3 separate regions of the Homo sapiens genome follow, and all the other regions are linked to region 3. A link is a contact called in ENCODE Hi-C data. All regions are on one chromosome and are shown on one strand. Each heading gives the region's core, a stretch centred on a gene start or an enhancer-like site at or near the end of the contact. The rest is flanking DNA. Distances are from core to core; before and after follow the strand shown.

The links. A loop is a pair of places that touch in the nucleus more often than their neighbours do. Pooled maps may share reads with other maps.
Region 1: a loop to region 3 is called in a map of gastrocnemius medialis, with 4 times the contacts of the local background. The contact joins the enhancer-like site here to the promoter of LINC01894 in region 3. A Hi-C loop is called at or near these places in 2 of 168 maps with a recorded cell type or tissue (gastrocnemius medialis and psoas muscle) and 2 of 50 pooled maps.
Region 2: a pooled map of right cardiac atrium shows a loop between it and region 3 (2.7-fold over the local background). The contact joins the enhancer-like site here to the promoter of LINC01894 in region 3. A Hi-C loop is called at or near these places in 2 of 168 maps with a recorded cell type or tissue (gastrocnemius medialis and psoas muscle) and 4 of 50 pooled maps.

Annotation. Positions count from the first base shown.
Region 1 is chr18:25,465,724-25,469,427 of GRCh38, forward strand. No RefSeq gene overlaps it. Among named protein-coding and RNA genes, the nearest start is that of ZNF521, 120 kb to the left of the region's middle. RefSeq lists an enhancer at 1-1,166. Within about 2 kb of position 1,773, at least 8 of the 41 ENCODE cell types and tissues checked have a DNase peak (open chromatin) inside an H3K27ac peak, as active enhancers do; they include gastrocnemius medialis and psoas muscle, where a contact is called at or near this core.
Region 2 is chr18:25,283,288-25,286,991 of GRCh38, forward strand. The region is part of intron 3 of ZNF521 (zinc finger protein 521); the gene reads right to left. Among named protein-coding and RNA genes, the nearest start is that of ZNF521, 67 kb to the right of the region's middle. RefSeq lists an enhancer at 1,502-3,206. Within about 2 kb of position 1,641, at least 4 of the 41 ENCODE cell types and tissues checked have a DNase peak (open chromatin) inside an H3K27ac peak, as active enhancers do; they include gastrocnemius medialis, where a contact is called at or near this core.
Region 3 is chr18:24,985,658-24,989,828 of GRCh38, forward strand. LINC01894 (long intergenic non-protein coding RNA 1894) reads right to left here and starts at 2,322. Exons shown (of 2, transcript NR_146903.1): 1 at 1,700-2,322.

The sequences.
Region 1 (3,704 bases), core at 523-3,022, 480 kb after region 3:
GTGGCCTAATCCACAGCAAAGGATAGTCAGTGTAGACCAAAAAAAAAAAAAAAAGCCTCCTGAAATTTCTTAGGGTCCCCATTCAGACATACTCTTTACTGAGAGTTTTACTTCAAGCAATTTATCTTGGAGGAACTACCAGGGTTGGCTGTGGGAAAGAAGCAATGCACTTTTGCTCTAGGACCCTGAATTCCTGACAAATCCCTCTGTTCTCCTAGCAAGAAGACAAACCAGAGTTTGTATAATAATGTTGCCTGCACCTGGCTGGAAGAATACTCTGGATAAAGGAATGACCACATTAGTCCACTGAGAATATTTTGCCAGACACTAACCTCTTTTATTATACTCTTAATCTCAAGCTAGAGAGGGGAATTTTTAAAAATAATGCTTTCTTCATTCTTAGCAGATGAAAACATAACATTTGAGCTTCTTTCTTTCTTTCTTTCAAGTGCTGTTGGAATCAAATTAGCTGCTGGAAAAGAAAGGCTCAACCTTCATTTTTTGTTCTTACCCTTTCAGCTCTAATCATCTTGAAGTGTTAAGGTGCATAATAAAAAAAATGTTTAGGTCCACAGGAAGTGGCTCGTGATGAGGACTGGCTTTAATAGCACAGGGAAAGCTGAGGACAAAAGGGGCCAGATGTTTTGACAGGGCACCGAGGAGCAAAGAATCTGGGAAAGGGAAAGAAACCTTTCAACAATTCTCAGAACAGGGGGCTTTTTGTCTCCAGCTCTTGAAGAGGTCCTGTGGCATGAGCTTCCCCCTAAGAGGCAAAAGATGAGAACTTCAAACATGCATCAGCATTGTGAACACAACATGTTAATCTTATTAATTATGAAAACCCCCACTGAGGGAGCATTTACATGTGCTAGCAAATTTACCTGCATTATCTCATTTAGTCTTTGCAAAACAAGCCTGCGCAGTTGGCTTTATCATTCCCATTTTACTGGTGAGTCAGTTTAGGCTAAGGAAATGTAAACTTTACTTGTCCATAGACATGCTCACTGTTAAATGTTATAGCTAAAATTAGAGCCCAGGACTTTTTGACTCCAAGACATACTGCAGCTTCCTTGCAATGACAAAAATTACAAGAAACACACTTGGAGCTCCATGATGCTTGTTGCATATTACTGGGATCTGACTCTCTCAGACATCACTTCCGTTGCTAAACGCAAAAACTTATAGCCCTCTTGGAGGTATTTACTCGGTGCCTCCTACTTACCACTAGCTTCCCCTTTCCTCCAAATAATAATAATAATGAGCTGAAAGATTTATACAATCTGAAGAGAAACCAGAGTATTAATAGTAATAATAGGTTACAAAAATATTTCCATGTAACCATTTTCAATATGGATGGCTTTACAATGTTGACACAATCCCTTAGTGTGGCTGCAGAAAAGGGAAGAAATAGGCACACTTCCAGTCCCAGGAGGAACTCAGGGCTGGTTTTTCTCTATTTCTTCTTCCAACAGAAAAGGAATGGGGACATATGTGTTTGTTGGATAGTAAGAAAGTCCTTTGTGTGATACGTGTGTTCTTGTGACTCAGTTTTTGGAAGTCATGGTCAAGTTCTAGTGCTCAGAAATTTGATCCTTGCATTCCTCTCTTTGGCATTGAAAGGTACCTCAAGGCCAGAGCTGGCTGAACAGAGGCTTGTCAGCTGCCAGGGCCTGCCTCTGATGGCCTTCTGGGCACAGCTGTCAGGGAGATTGGGCTGTGTCCCAAGGGGGATGTGTCATCACCCAAATGCCTGGGCAGCGACGGGGGATGTGTGAGGTTTAGAGCTAAGAGGAGTGCTCTCCTTTCACTAAATATTCTTAAGTCTCTGTCCAGGAGCTCTGCCCATGCTGGCCTTCTCTGTACCTCTTTGTCCTCAAAAGTCTATGTCACAGCAGGCTGCTGGGTTATCCTATGGGGACAATTTTGCTCTGTGTAGGCGACCAGCCTCAGAGTGTTTCTGATCCCTAATAGTCCTCAGAACGATGCTGGGAAATGTCTCTGAGAGTCCAAGTTTGCCACAGCCTGGGCTGCTGGAGCCCTGTGCCTTCCCTCCATCCTTCCTGTCTAGGACAATTGAGCTAATTAATGTGACCAGGGAACATTTGAGTTGCTAATAGGAGCCAAGAAAGTGTTGGGGTGTCCAAGACAAATGGCACTTGGCTCATGTTGCTCAACAGCTTAAGTTTCAGTTTTGAAAATTAGTTCAGTTTTACTTAAATCATCTTCTGTGCCAGGCAGCCAATTTTGAGAACTGACGCATGACAAAGCCTCCGTATCTGCAGTGAATAGTCTCTCCATTTTATTTGACCCTTAGGAACTGGGGGAGAAGGTGGTCTGTGCACAGCCTGTCCAAGGCATCCTGGAAGAAGGAGAGAGAGGGGGAACTCTGTGTGTCTGGTTTTGCCCAGTTAAGAAAGAACAAAGTAATCAAGTTAAAACTGTATTTCAATTTCCTCCTCTGAAGAATGTGTTATTAAGTGAATTAACGTGTTGTTTCTTTTATCTGAAGATCTGTGGTAACTCATATCTTCTGAGATGGGTCTGACACGCTTAGTTTCAACAGAAGTAGATGACTTGGCTTTACTGTAAAATAGCAAAGGAATTTTATAAGACATTAGAATAATAACTTACATCTATTTATGTGTTTTTCTAGTCATTGTAGTCACGCTGTTTATCATGTGCAAAGACTGTGAAGTCAGACACACTGAGGCTTGACTCCCATGCTGCCCTTGGCTGGCTGTTTCACTCAAGAATGTTCCTTAATCCCTCTGAGACGCAGTTTCTGAACTTGCCAAATGAAGATAATAATAGTACCTACCTCTGGCCAGGTGCGGTGGCTCACACCTGTAATCCCAGCACTTTGGGAGGCCGAGGTGGGTGGATCACGAGGTCAGGAGATCGAGACCATCCTGGCCAACACGGTGAAACCCCGCCTCTACTAAAAATGCAAAAAATTAGCCAGGTGTGCTGGCAGGCGCCTATAGTCCCAGCTACTCGGGAGGCTGAGGCAGGAGAATGGTGTGAACCCAGGTGGCGGAGCTTGCAGTGAGCCGAGATTGCGCCACTGCACTCCAGCTGGGGCAACAGAGCAAGACTCCATCTCAAAAATAATAATAATAATAATAATAATAGTACCTACCTCTCTGAATTGTTATGAGGAGCCAATGAAATATAAATGTACTAAGTATGTGGCCCGGGGGTTATTTTACAGTAAGTGTTCAGTAAACAAGTCCTAGTTCAGATAATATCTACCTCAGATAAATGTAAAATTAAATTACATCTAACATATGTGGAGAAATTTTCTCACAGTAGGTACCATCAATACCGGTACCCTTACTGTCCCTGCGTATCATAATGGCTAGGTTTGTTGAAATATTAGACGTAAAACTATACTTACATTTACTTTCTCTACCTCAGGTATTTTACTTGAATTCTCTTGTGAATTTTAGTATTCTGTCTACCTACCACTTTCAAACCAATGGGTCTCCAGAAGGGACTGAATTCTGATTCACACACCACAAACAAGCAAATTCAACCACCAAAAATTCTGCACCAAGCCACCACATTGAAGACCATAGGTGGGGATCATGCTGGGCCACCAAGCCATCTTGTCAACCTCATACATGTCCGTCTGGTTCAGGCCTGTAAACCAGGACTCCTCGGCCTGCCCCTCAGGCCTCAGAAATCTCTTCTAGCAAAAAGTA
Region 2 (3,704 bases), core at 391-2,890, 300 kb after region 3:
CCCACTCTTGCCTCTCCTACTCATGAGGATTGCTGTGCTCTAAGCTTAACCCTTGAATTTGCCAGCACTTAGCAAGAGTCAAAATCAGAGCCTAATTCAGGGGCTCTTCCCTGGTCTCTGGTCCAACATACGCTAATTAAAAGCTGAGGTCGGTCTCCAATTACTGGACCACAATAAATATGTCTATAAAACCTTCACAGGATTTTGCTGTATCAGCAAGAACATTAGTTTAAAAACACCAACTATACCCCCTCCAAGTTTATGTGTCTGCATTAAGTATAATTAATTTCATTGTCTTGATGTTTCACCAGAAAGCTTTCCAGAAAAATCCAAGAATATTATTCAATAGCTGAACATAAACTTAAATGGAAAATAGAAAATAATGTGCTGCTGGAAATCGTAAATTTGGGTAAATCTGAAAACATCTGACCCTTTTTAACTTCAAAAGCAAAAGATCTGAATACCCCCATCATCATTGACGGGAGTTTAAAACCTTATTATAATTTGCCAAATTCCAAAAGAGTTGGTGTTTTAATCCCTCACCACTTTTAAACGGAATCAGTTGAAGAAAAAAAATCAATGTCTGGAGACAGCTCTATGAATGTAGCCACACCTAAAAAACAAGCCAATACTTTCCCCCCCCCCCAAAAAAATTCATGAGCAGCAACAGCTGGAACTGTTTTACACTAGACGGCTGAGTTCTGTGAGAATGTCCTCCTTGTCTTTGTCTGCAAAGCTGAAAGAAGCTGGACTCAAAGGTAGTGTTCAGTCCCAGGAGGACCCTGAGTAAACATGAGCCTGAGCCCCCAGCTCCCTCCTGATAAGGTCAGGTGACATGGTGTCAAAAGACAGCCAAGGAAAGATCTAGAAAAGTGCACACACAAGGAGGATATTTTTCTTTCTCTTTACCAGAGATAATAAAGAACAGAAATGGACTTCAAAATTTTTTATTCACTTAAAATACAACAATGACACTCCCACCCTTGCCCTCAAGCCCTATGTATGTATGATAAACATTTACACACACACACATACACACACTAAACGCACTGCTCTAGCTATCCTTTACTTCCTGAATGAATGCACAACCGAGTCTGAAGCTTGCAGATCTACTCCAAATTGTCAAAGCAACCTGTCTTGATGAAATGTAGCAGCAGCAAAATAACAATACGTCACACAAAAAAATCAGCAAAGTCATCTCATCAGAAAGCAGCCAAAAAATACCCAAGTATTTCCAAAATCTGAGTTGAGACGAGAGCGCTGAGGGCCGGAGGAAAATTAAAAAGAGAGGCAGAGTCATAGGCATAAAGAAGTCTTCAATAAAGCAGTGAGAGTTCGAAAGGAAAGTAGCAACACCACAAGTTATGAAAAGGGGAGAGTACAAAGCATGACAGGCAGATGTAATAAAAGAAAAGCACCATAAAAAAAGAGAAAGAGATGAAGAAATATTTCCAAGTAACTGAGACAGGTACATTGGGAGTATAAAAAAAGAAACAGCTAAGCCTGGAAGGAAACAAGATGAAACTGATGATGCACCTAAAAATGAAAACAACTTTTTGCATGTAAACAAAAGAGGTTTCTAGTGAGAGAGACTACACAAACACTCATGTGCGTGCGCGCGCGCACACACACACACACACACACACAGGGAGGCATCAGGCATCTGACTATTTCAAAAGCCACATCTAAAATTTCATTAAAAAGAGCCCAGCTGCTTCCTTACCCTGACTTTGTCTTTAAGGACTTAGCTAAGCTGAAGGAGTGGCCAGAAAAGGGAAAAAAAAAAAAAACACTTCAACCCATCTCTCTCAAATTCTTTTATTTCAGCAATGCATTAAGCAATCTCCCTGCAGAGTTATTCTCTTCTTCCTGGTGTGGATAAAGCTTCCCCTGGGGAGCTCTGTAATTTCCAGCTTCTCCGAATTCAGGTATTAGTAAAGACCGCTTGGGGACACGCAACAATATAACTCTACATTTTCAGGCATTCGGAGAGAACCCCCTAAGGGTCCCAAGTTCAAATTTCTGAAATGTAGGCATTGTAAAAGGAACCTCGGGGGACTCCAGCAATAGAAATCTGCTGAATTCAAAGCATTTCCTAAGCCCTGGCAGGAGCCTTTGCTCCCACTGGAGGCTTTTTATAAAACATGTGTTGCTGACATGTTGACAGATTGCTCAGTGAAGTGTTAGGTGCATACACAGGCTGGCCATTTAGGGGGACATCAGTTTACCCTTCATCTCTACCTGAAGCACCATGTTTTATACATTACCCGAGGACAGGCAGAAAACAGACACTTTCCAACAAAGTATAGTATCACTTGGCAAAAGACAACCACCCCCTCACACGTACCTCTATCCACCACCTACAGAACTACAGACAGATTTTGTAGTTGCACTTCTCTCTCTCTCTCTCTCACACACACACACACACACACACACACACACACGTACGCGCCTGCGCGCGCACATGCACGCATGGCTATACAGAATCTCCCCAAATCACAAAAAGGTCAGAAAATAAATTAAGTGTACAGTGCAAGGCCCAGGCTTGAAATTGCCTCCATGTATCAGGACTGCCACCCTTTTGCTACACAGGCCAGAGCTCTGAGGGTATAATGAGCAAAGGAATTTTCTAATGACAGCTGACTGTTGGGAGGTAATCTGATCAAAGGCCGATATTAAATCCAACTTCTGCTCATATCAGGGTATTAGTGATGTACGACTTAATAACCCAGCAGCTCCAAAAGTGCTGCCGTGGCAACAGGATGGAAATTGGGATAATAATGTATTCATGGTGCTGGCGACCTGGGGCTGCAGTGCGCGCTCTCAGGGGAGGGCACTTCACCCTGAGCCAGACGTGTCTGGGCAAAATCACTTCACAAAGGACAGGAGTGGAATACTGAAGAGCTCTGGCACTGATGAGAGAGTCGATAAGGGGAAGAGTGGAATGAAGTGAAGGGAGGGAAGGAAAAACATTTTCAGCAGAAGAGCTTGAGTGGTGCTTCTCTGAAAAACTGATGGGGCTCAAGAAGCTCTCCCCGACAAGTACAACCAAAATGGATAATTATTAAATGAACATAAAACTACATTCTCTGCAAAGAGCTGGAGGATGAACAGCACCAGCTTGCATAAAATGACAAGATTTGCACATCAGCCATCATCAGCTTCCAGCCCTACCTACCACCATACAGAGGAGAGCCAATGTCTGCCACCAACAAAACACCCATTCTTCTCAATTGAAACAGATTTCCAATCTTAGCTACTATTTTATTCCTAAAGAAAAACAAATGTTGAGAAAAAACAAAGGTCATACAATAATCAGTCACATCTCATAGACTATATATCTCTCAGATATTAAAAATAATCTCTATTTTTTCATTTCTTGAAATAGAAGCTGAGTAACAACTAAACACCATTTGGGTAGGAGGAAAGAAAAACGGGATTTGAAGGTCTGGAAAGGGGAATCAGAAATTTAATTAAACGAAAAGGGGAGGAGGGGAAGACGCAGAGTCTAGGCCAAGGCACCTCAGCGGTTAAAAGCGTGCCCACCTAGTCTAATCTAACACAAGATCCTCGGACTCCCTGGACTGAGGAAATGAAAGCACATACAAGGGTGGTTTCAATTCCAAATATCTTTTGCAAATTACATCATATGGGACTTATATTTGCTGAAGACATCTTTAGAATATCAGTGAATACTCCAAAAG
Region 3 (4,171 bases), core at 1,072-3,571:
TAAGGTTTCAGAAATAGTCATAAATCTTTTAAAATATTTATTATTAATTCATTTTGGGGCAGCTTTTATGATTCTAAAACTTCAGGATCTGTTTGAATGTTTCCTGAGTCTCAAGTTTCATGGAGAAAGGCTGACAGGGAACCAAATTCCACCAGTGGTTTGGTGGTGTGTGAGCAGGCCATCAGCCAGAACATTCTAACATGTCTACAAAGGGCGTGATTTGGGGTCGTCTCTGCCGAGAAATTCTATGGACTAGGGGGAAACACTTTCTTCTTTCCCCCAGTACTATTTGGACTAGTTTCTAAAAATGGACAGAAACACCCTGTCAGCCTTGTGAGAAATCCAATCATCTTGTTAATAAACAGAAAAGGGTACTATCAACATGACTTATTTTCCACTAACTAGTTAATGCAAGTAAGACAAGCTAATAGGCAAAATTCAGATTTCATTTCATCTATTGCTTCACCCCACACCAAATGTAAATGTAAAAGTCTCCTGAATTGGGTGTGTTATAATCTCGGTCCACTGACAGATTATCTAGAAGCAGACTCACATTTCCCCCAAAAAAGAACCCTGTAAAAATAGCCATTGCTCTGTGTAGATATCAAATCTGTGCCTCCTGCAGGGAGTGCAGTGGATGCAGAAACCCAAATCCACCTTCAGGAGAGGCAGCCTGGAGGAGTAGCATGAAGCAAGGAAAGAAGAGTTGGTGGATGGGTTCTCAAAAAATCTTCCTTACAGCCAAGTCTGTGAGGTCAGGGGATAGTCTCCCAAGGGAAGTGGTGGGAGCCCCACAGTTAGAGGCATTTAGAAGGGGCCTTGATGGAAAAATGGAAATGTAACCCTAGGTTAAAAACTGTGCCCTGAAAAGGGATAAGGGAGACAAGCTTAAAGAGATTCTTTCAGCTCTAATTTCTAAGAATCCCATTAGACTACAGAGAAAAAAAATAAAAGAAAAAATGAAACAGGAAAAAAAGGAAACAAAAGCCAGAAGAGAAAATAATGTTAAGGCACACTGTTAAGAAACACACCGGAAGACCCTCATGATCTCCCAGCTACTGTTCCATCTGAATGCTGTGTAAGGGTTTGCAAGCTGAAAATCAAGTGAGCAGAGGGGAGATCCCTCTCAACTGACTGTGAACAAACCCTGCGAACTCCAGAGCCATTTGTCTAAACCAAGTGCTGAAAGAAAGGAAGCCCGAGATGGGGTAGCCACGAAGATTCATTTCCTTGTGGAGTTTGGCTATTCCTCCTCACTTTTAATCAATGCAATCCTGTCTAAATAGCCTACTTTCCTTAGCAAAGAAGTCTGGATTTAAGCTCTGAGCTTGCTTTTTTTTATTAAAGGCGTGTTGGCAATATCATGGTACATGACTTCCCTGATTTCTAGCAAACAGAGTCATAGATAACCTGAATACCAGAGTGCTAGCTGCTTCACCCCAGTTGAAATCAGCCTAGAATAAACATGTAAGTCATATAGTATTCCAGTATGAATAAACACGATCTGTGTATTTATAACTGTGTGTGTGTGTGTGTGTGTGCATCTGTGAGTGTGAGTATGGTGAACAGCAGACATTTCCATGCTTAGGATTTTTTCTTTTAACTGGTGAAAATAACTGTGACCTGAATTGAGAATGAACCAGGCTCCAAAAAGGCAGTTTTCCTGAACATGTACAGACAAAGGAAATAGTTTCCTTACCAGAAAGGAGTCACTTGAAAGCTTTTAGGCCAGACCGTGCTCGGGCTCAGATTTCTTTTCTTTCAGCCCTTTGATGAACAACTCATATGGAGATTCAAGCGTCTTGTGCCTGGTTTGAATTTAAGCTGTTGCTGACTTTAGTGGAAAACTTTCATAAACTCAACTCAGGCTTTCTTCCTTTCCCCACGACTGCTGACCAGGTTTTGATATATCTTTGGATATTCATCTTGAGTCATTCATTCTCAGTGTGATCATTATTATCAACTTGACGGAAAACAATTTTTCTGCAAGAGAGACTGAATTCAGTCTTCTTTCTCTTGCAGCTCTGAGTTCTGTCATTCTTCTGGAGCAGTGGGAGGGTGAGGCGGGGCTGGGAGACTACTGGATGCAGGAAGGAGGATGGAATGGGAGTGAAGCCTGCCGACAGCTGCTGGAGATCGCATATCTCTGTGGCAGAGTTATTGCTGGGACAATACCACATGGATCCCTTCCAGTACCCTAGCAAGAGGGCATAATCTCCACATGCCAAAGCCCTTCTTCAGGAATGAGCTGCATAGAGAGTGTAGTTTTCAAGAAAAGCCTTGCCCTCAAAACAGGACTCTTCCTGTGGCTCACTTGAGAATAGTTCCCTGAAGGATTTCCCCCCATTTTTGCTGGGCTTTTTGGTGACAGTTGAAAGTTTGGAATGCCCAGAACACTTTGTTCAGGAACCTGTGCTGCCTTCAGAATTGCGCAGTGAAAAACAAGAGCCTTGGAATCAACCCAGCCTGGATTTGGAGCCCAGCTTTGCCACTTACATGGGTAACTTTAATAACAAGTCTTCCTGGTCCTCAGTGTATATGTGAATTTAAGAAATCCTCAATTTCTGGATATTGGAAAGATTAAATGAGATTATGCTTCTAAAGTTCACTGTCTCTGCTTCACTCTTCCTCTCTGACCCTATGCTCTTGTTGATAACTTTGCAAATTCTCCTGGTCCTACGTAACTAAAACAATTGTGTCCCGTCCAAGCATAGAGGATCCAAGAATGATCCCTAGGGTGTGTGGGGCCCGAGGCGAATCACATGGTGTGTCTTCACTCCCTACATGTTTACAAAGACACAATCAGATTTAAGCGATTTTGAGGGCAGGTTTGAGTTGAAAATGAAAAATATCACAAAAAAGGAGAAGTCTAAGGAATATGTGTGGAAGCAGGAAAAGGGGGCATCCTGTTTGGCCTCAGGGTGGCTGTGTGGGGCACTGTAAGTTGCTCCACGCCCAGCAGCACTGATCTCCAGAGGCCCCTGAATTCAGCTCAGCACTTGCTCACTGCTGAAGCCATCCTGATTGGCCAAGACCTCTGGGAGTGGCTCTCACAGGAACCCTTCTCTCTTGCAGTTCCTGAACTTCAGGAGGCTCACTTGCCACAGTTCTTGCACAAACTTTGTTGCAAATGAGCCAAGTAGTTTGTATTTGTTTTTATAATGGTGCAAATCCGACAGGTAACTACCCACACAACCACTTCATTTAAAAATATATAAGACCAAGCCAGGCACAGTGGCTCATGCCTGTAATCCTAGCACTTTGGGAGGCCAAGGCGGGTGGATCATTTGTGGTCAGGAGTTCAAGAACAGCCTGGCCAACATGGCAAAACCTGGTCTCTACTAAAAATACAAAAATTAGCCAGGCGTGGTGGTATATGTCTGTAATCCCAGCTACTTGGGAGGCTGAGGCCCGAGAATCACTTGAACCCAGGAGAACCCAGGAGACAGAGATTGCAGTGAGCCAAAAATGCACCACTGCACTTCAGCCTGGTTGACAGAGCAAGACTCCGTATTAAATACATACATATATATCCATTTTTATATATATATACACACATATATATATCCATTTTTATATATATCCCATTTTAAAAACCACGCTGTGTGTGGTGGCACATGCCTGTGATCCCAGCACTTTGGGAGGTCGAGGCAGGAATATCGTTTGAGACCAGGAGTTCAAGACCAGCCTGGACAACATAGTGAGACTGCACCTCTATCAGAAAAATTAGCTGGGTGTGGTGGCATGCAACTGTGGTCCCAGCTGCCTGGGAGGCTGAGGCAGGAGGATCATTTGATCCCCAGATGTTGAGGCTATAGTGAGCCATGATTATGCCACTGTACTCCAGCCTAGGCAACAGAGTGATACCCTGTCTCAAAAAAATAAAGAAAAAAGAAGAGAAGAGAAAGAAGAGAAGAAGAGAAGAGAAAAGAGAGAAAGAGATGAAAGAAATAAAATGAAAGAAAGAGAGAAAGAAAGAACAAATGAACAAAAGAAAGAAAGAAAAGAAAAAGAAAGAAAGAAAGAAAGAAAGGAAGAAAGAGAAAGAAAGAAAGGAAGGAAGAAAGAAAGAAAGAGCTATAGAATGTAACCACATAGCTGAGGCTTCCCTTTGAACGTAACCCACTGGTGTACTCATTTCCTAAGGCTTCTCCTACAACTTACCATGACC